Linked DNA regions of Mus musculus: region 1 is linked to region 2. The links are chromatin loops, found by intact Hi-C in ENCODE. Cell type or tissue: left cerebral cortex. All regions are shown on one strand. Links, peaks and the distances in the headings refer to the core of each region. The heading gives the core; the rest is flanking DNA. Region 1 has its middle 21 kb from the start of Tspan17. Region 2 overlaps Gm31188 (a long non-coding RNA gene).

The links. A loop is a pair of places that touch in the nucleus more often than their neighbours do. Peaks named below come from ENCODE experiments on the same cell type or tissue, not always from the same donor. Only the 100,000 strongest peaks of a DNase experiment are listed, where the experiment ranks them.
Region 1: it touches region 2 in a loop (3-fold over the local background); 17 of 42 quality-filtered maps call a loop at or near these places.

The regions. Positions count from the first base shown.
Region 1 is chr13:54,809,369-54,812,279 of GRCm38, forward strand. No RefSeq gene overlaps it. Among named protein-coding and RNA genes, the nearest start is that of Tspan17, 21 kb to the left of the region's middle. In left cerebral cortex, for the core only: CTCF peaks have their summits at 1,124 (motif pointing right) and 2,656; a DNase peak (open chromatin) is centred at 2,353; H3K27ac peaks cover 541 bases.
Region 2 is chr13:54,876,208-54,879,118 of GRCm38, forward strand. It overlaps Gm31188 (a long non-coding RNA gene), which reads left to right. Exons shown (of 3, transcript XR_382463.3): 1 at 1-116; 2 at 510-612; 3 at 2,214-2,391. Among named protein-coding and RNA genes, the nearest start is that of Gm31188, 1.5 kb to the left of the region's middle. In left cerebral cortex, for the core only: no CTCF peak of the experiment used is centred there; a DNase peak (open chromatin) is centred at 1,673; H3K27ac peaks cover 1,275 bases.

The DNA of each region.
Region 1 (2,911 bases), core at 182-2,681, 67 kb before region 2:
AGGGGTCCATAGATAAGACATGCACTTTGAAGACACTGCTCAGTGACCTGCTTCCCCTAGGGGATTAATCCATGGGCTTGGTTACCACCCTCCTGGTCCAATTATCTCTAAGCAGTGCCACCAGCTGGAGATGCCTATGGGGACATTGTACAACTAGATCGTAACCATCCTACGCAAATACCCCTCTTCTCTCTCACTGCATCCCACCCTCCTTTAGATTCCTCCATCTAGAGAGGATGACAGTCCAGTTGGCTCTCCGCATCAGTGGGGTTCTGCATCTGTTAACTCAACCCGCCATGGCTCAAACATTTTGAAAATTATGCTTGCACTGAACATGGGCAGATTTCCTCCCTGTCATTATTCTCTAAACAATATGGTGTAATAACTATCTACATAGCATTTGTTAAGTATAATAACTAATCTGGAGATGAGTGAATACATCTATGGGTGTGTTACAGTGTGAATGTGAAATGCCTGTCGCACGCTCATGTGTGGGAACATTTGGCCCCCAGCTGACGGTGCTGAATTAAAAGACTATCGAATGTTGAGCACCTACCTGACAGACAGGTCACTGGAGTGGCCTTGAAAGTGATACTTACTTTTGGTCCTGGCTTGAACATTCTGCCTCCTGATCTTCGAGTTATATGCACATGCAGTCTCACAGCGCAGTCACCACCCCTGCAGCCGCGCCTCTCACATCGTTGTAGACTGATGCTCGCTGAAATGAGGAGCCAGAGCTCATCATTGTAAATGATGTATAGAACCCGGAGACAGAGTTCTACCCATCAGTCTGGGCACTAGGGAAACAGAGCAGCGGGGTCAGGAGTTTGAGGCTAGCCTGAGCCACATGAAACTCCATTTCAAAAAAAACAAGAACAGCAGCAGCAAAAACTATTCTTCTTAAGGTGCTTTTTGTCACAGTGATGAGAAAAGCCACACAATGGACCAGCTCCTGAAAGATGCTCAGGGATAACTCTATAGCTTTTGGATTACAGATCTTAGTGGATTTTGATCTAGGAAAAGCATTCATTAAAGTTTGAGTTATGATTTTTCTTTGCTTTTATTTTATTTAGAGATTTATTTATTTATTATTATGTGTACAGCATTCTGCTTGCACGTATGACTGCACGCCAGAAGAGGGCAACAGATTTCATTAGAGATGGCTATGAGTCACCCTATGGTTGCTGGGAATTGAACTTAGGACCTCTGGAAGTGCAGCCAGTGGTCTTAACTTCTGAGCTATCTCTCCAGCCCCCAAGTTATGATTTTGAGAGATAATAATTTCTTAGCAATCAAAAAACAAAAAAGAATACTTGATAAAAGCCATCTAAGAGTCACGTAGAAGAGAGAGCTCGTAAAAGGCAGCTGAAAGACATCTAGAACATAACTTTCTTCTTCTCCGTCTCCTCCTCCTCCTCCTCCTCCTTTCTTCTTCTTCTTCTTCTTCTTCTTCTTCTTCTTCTTCTTCTTCTTCTTCTTCTTCTTCTTCTTCTTCTTCTTCTTCTTCTTCTTCTTCTTCTTCTTCTTCTTCTCCTTCTCCTCCTCCTCCTCCTCCTCCTTCTCCTCCTCCTCCTCCTCCTCCTCCTCCTCCTCCTCCTTCTTCTCACTATGTAGCCCTCACTGTCCTGAAACTCACTTTGTAGACCAGGCTAGTTTCAGACTCACAGAGATCCACCTGCCTCTGCCTCTCAAATGTTGGGTTTAAGGTGTGCACCATTATGCCTGTCTCACCTTTATTCTTAACATTGGGATGTTAGGAGACAGATGCAGATGCAGATACTAACCCTTCGTGCTTCGTTGCCAAAGCAATAACACAAGAAAATAAATAAGGTGTATGAAGGTTAGCAGGGAAGAGATGAGGGTAGGAACTATCTTTCCTCTCATTTCCAACTGAGCCAATACTTAACGCTTATTCAGTTGAGTAAAAATTCAGCAGGTCCCTAAAGAACATTCTAAACAGCTCAAGGAGACCCTTTAATACCAAGTGCCTGAGAAAGTTCATGTATTGGGCAAGTTCAAATGGCATTGCCAGAATGATAGGTGACCAGAAGGGAATGGGATGCCAGGAAAGACTTAGGTTTCAAAGGAATTGGTGTTGATCCCTCAGGCAGACGATATGTTCAGGTCAGTGGAATCTCTGTGGTGAGGGGAAGAAGACATCTGGCTTCCAGATGGAGAACACGGAGCTGGGGGCAAACTAGAAAACCTGTTCTAGCCAGGAGGAGCTGCAGTAATTAGAATTCCGGAGAATCTCTACTCGTTTCCCTGAGTCATATGGACTCAGAACAGCCTACTGCTTTCTACAGGGCTCAAAAATAGAGTCAATTTCCTGTCTCATCCGTTTCCTGCCAGGCTTGGATTCTTGTGGTACCTGTGATGTGCTCAGGAGAGTATCAGTAGCTCACGGGTGGCTGAGTGTCAGGTATCTGCTGCTTCTGCCTGGTCCTCGAATCTTCCTCACCATCTGGGTATTCCTGTGTGGATCCCACCCATGTCCTCTCAGGGGCAGGGTCACAGAACCCATGCGTGGGACAGCATGCTCCAGCTTCCTGGCTGTGGAGAGTGGACAAATGGCTGTTGCTCTCTGGTTTTGCTCGGAAACATATGCTCCTTCTTCAAGCTCCAGATCTGCCCACAACTGCTTTCCTGAGCATGGCCCTCTGCAGGAATGATGCAGAGAAACACAGGATCAGTAAATCATGGCCAACCCTGGGGACCATATTTGAGCCCTTAGATCTAGCCATATCTGATGGCAGAATCCCCCTCCCACCCTTGTTTTGTTTTTTGTTTTTGGATTCGGCCACTTGCAACCAAGAGTTTTGACTAGGGACTGGAGAGATGGCTCAGCCATTAAGAGCACTGGCTGCTCTTCCAGAGGATCTGGGTTTGATTCCCATAAGCCACATGGCAG
Region 2 (2,911 bases), core at 192-2,691:
TGCCCTGGTCCTGCAGCTGCCTGTCTGCCAGGAGGGCAGAGGGAACCACGCTGTGCTGGCAACTGGAATTACATCCTTAGTCTTTCTGGGAGGCTCCAAGACAACCTTGAAGAAAGGTGCGGGGGGGGGGGGTTGGGGGGGGAAGCATCTGTAATGTCAGCCCAGAGTCACAAACTGTCCCCCTTTTAGGGACAAAGTCATGGAGACTGCTGTGAGCCACACAGAGGAGTTGACATGGTCTATAGCCCCAGGGGATCAGAGCTCTGTCCTGCAGAAGCCCCAGTCAAGGGTCTTAACACAAAAGTAGTTCTGAGGGGAAGAGGGCATTCGAAGAATCAGGAAGGAGTTGTTAGGCCGACTCCGAGGTCAAGGGTGAGAGAGCACACGTTGTATGGATTCAGACACACGGGTGGGTGTCCACAGACACATGGCTTTCTCTCTTGGGATGTCATGGGGTCTAAACCAAAAAAGGACTCAAGTCAACCAACCCTGGTTTAACGTTAAACCAGGTTTAACGGCTTCCATCAATACTGGGTTTATCAGGACCTTGGACAGTGCTCACGGACTGCTCTGTGCCCACATTTCTTGACTGGTCTCATGGAGCACTAAGAGGTAATTACTAATGGGAGCTTACCTCAGGTTGAGAATTTCAGGGTTTGGGGTGGGTGAAGGAGAATGTTACTGAAGAAAAAAAAAAGCTAGAGTTCCTTTGTAAACTCTCTGAATGCCTCGCAAGAAGTTTGGACTTTGTCCTTTTAGGAAGCTTGAGAGGATGAGGGGTTCAGATTCAGTTTGGATCCCCTTAGTCACCCTGAGGAGAACTGAAACGCTGCAGAGACATCAGTGACAACACTGGCCATCCACTAAGGAACCAAAACACTCATGGCCACTGAGGGTCAGAGGGCGGCTGTGGACCTCTCGGGTTGTAAGCTGTACCACGGTACTGGGCACCAACTCCATATGAATCAGGGCTCCTGGAACAGTGCACTTATCCATGCTGACCCCAGAGAAGGCTCACTCTGCTCCATATGAGGAGGTTCAGAGGGTGAGGATGCCTCCGTACCAGAGGTCATGGACTAGGGGTTACCCAAGTCTGTACTAATCCATGTTTTAGGGTGTGGATGGGCCCCACCATCAGCTGATAACCCATGAGCAGAAACCAGTCCCATCTGTGTCTAAGATGTGCAGTGTGCACCCACTCCAGTCGTCCTGACCTTCTCTAACACAGCAACTGATCCGTCCACATGTCTAGGGTGCCACTGTAAGTTGGTGGAACTCCAGCAGCCAAGAGACCATGCTCCTATGAGACTGAGCAGCTCAGAGCAGTCAGGATCCCAAGAGACCATGCTCCTAAGAGACTGCATAGCAGAGATCCTTGCAGTTGTTATGAGGTCTAAGCAGGAAATGAGTGGAAATCACTGGGGCATGTCTGAGACTTTCAGGTGTGTGTAGTTGTAGCGGGGCCTAACCTGCTCTGACACACAGGGTGCAGTGCTGTCCTGGCTTCTAATTTGGATGAGAAATCTGGTGTTATGTTGGTGCCAATTAAAAATGATAAGAAATTATGGCACCAGCCCAGCAGGGCCCAGCACTACTTTGCAACTCACCCACCATCTCTGGCTACGCTCTGGGGCTTCTGCACAGAGAACGTGAGCTAGCTCAGTTTTCGGTACTTTTCCAGCCAATCTCAGATATACTTGTGGGTGTTATCAGGACAGAATGAGACTCGCTGATCTATGATTAACTAGAAGAGATTGCCTGGTTACAAACAGAGAGAAGGCAGGCGATTCTAGACTCTTTTGTAATTGGCTGAAAGGCGGTGTTTGGACATCTGAATGCCCGTGGGCCCAGGGCTGTGAGGCACCAGTTAGATCCACCCCAAGCCACAGCATGACTAAGAGTTTGTGCCCAGCCTCACTGTTTGCTCCTGTGACTCTGGACAAGTCACCTTGCCTCTCTGAGATTCCAGTTTTCCCGAGGTAACTTGGGAATTGTCACAGGATGTCAATGGCAGGAAGTGAGTTGTCTGTGCCATTCAGGTTGAATTCTGTCTGCACATAGAGCTGGTCCTGGATGGTTTCCCCTCCATGCACATAGCCAAACATGGGTCCCATGTTTTCAAGTTTGTTTAGTCACAAGTTGGCTGTATTTGTTTCCTATGGCTGCTGTCACAAGCTAAAGAGTGTTTAATTACTCCTTTTCCTCACTAAAAGGTTATGGGAGCCAGCAAGATGGCTCAGTGGGCTAAGGCCCTTGTGACCTTACCTCATGACCTGTGTTCTGATCGCAGAACTCACGTGGTAGAAGGAAAGAACCAACCCCACAGCTGTCTCTTCGGTCCTCTCACTCATTGCCTAATCCACGCAAATAAAGAAGTGCAAAAAAAAAAAATAGTTTTAAAGTGTTGAACTAGCCACAGTGCCAGAGTTTGGGGGATTTCACTGAAAATCTCAGGCCAGCCTGGGCTACATTGCAAGTTCTGGGCCAGTCAGAACAAGACCCTATCTCAAAACCAAACAAGAAATGTGGAAAGAAACTTCCCAAACATAAAATTCTCCACCCTAACTATTTAAAGTGTTCATATCAAAAGGGCTAAGTGTAAATGCTCTTTACTTTTGTCTTGTTTCATTTTGTTTTGTTTTGTTTTTTACTTCTTCTGTTTGTTTGTGAGACAAGGTCTCACTGTGCAGCTCTGGCTAGCCTAGAACTTGCGATGTAGATAAGGCTGGTTCAAATCCACAGAAATCTGCCAGCTCCTGCCTCCTGACTGCTGAGTTAAAGGCCTGTGCCACCACACCCAGAAGGCTCAGCATGTTATACTACTATACAATAAGCCCTCCATAGGCCCAGCCCCATGAAATCAGTGTCCATAGAGGAATGATGGCGAAGGTCCCCAAAGGGCTGCTCCTGC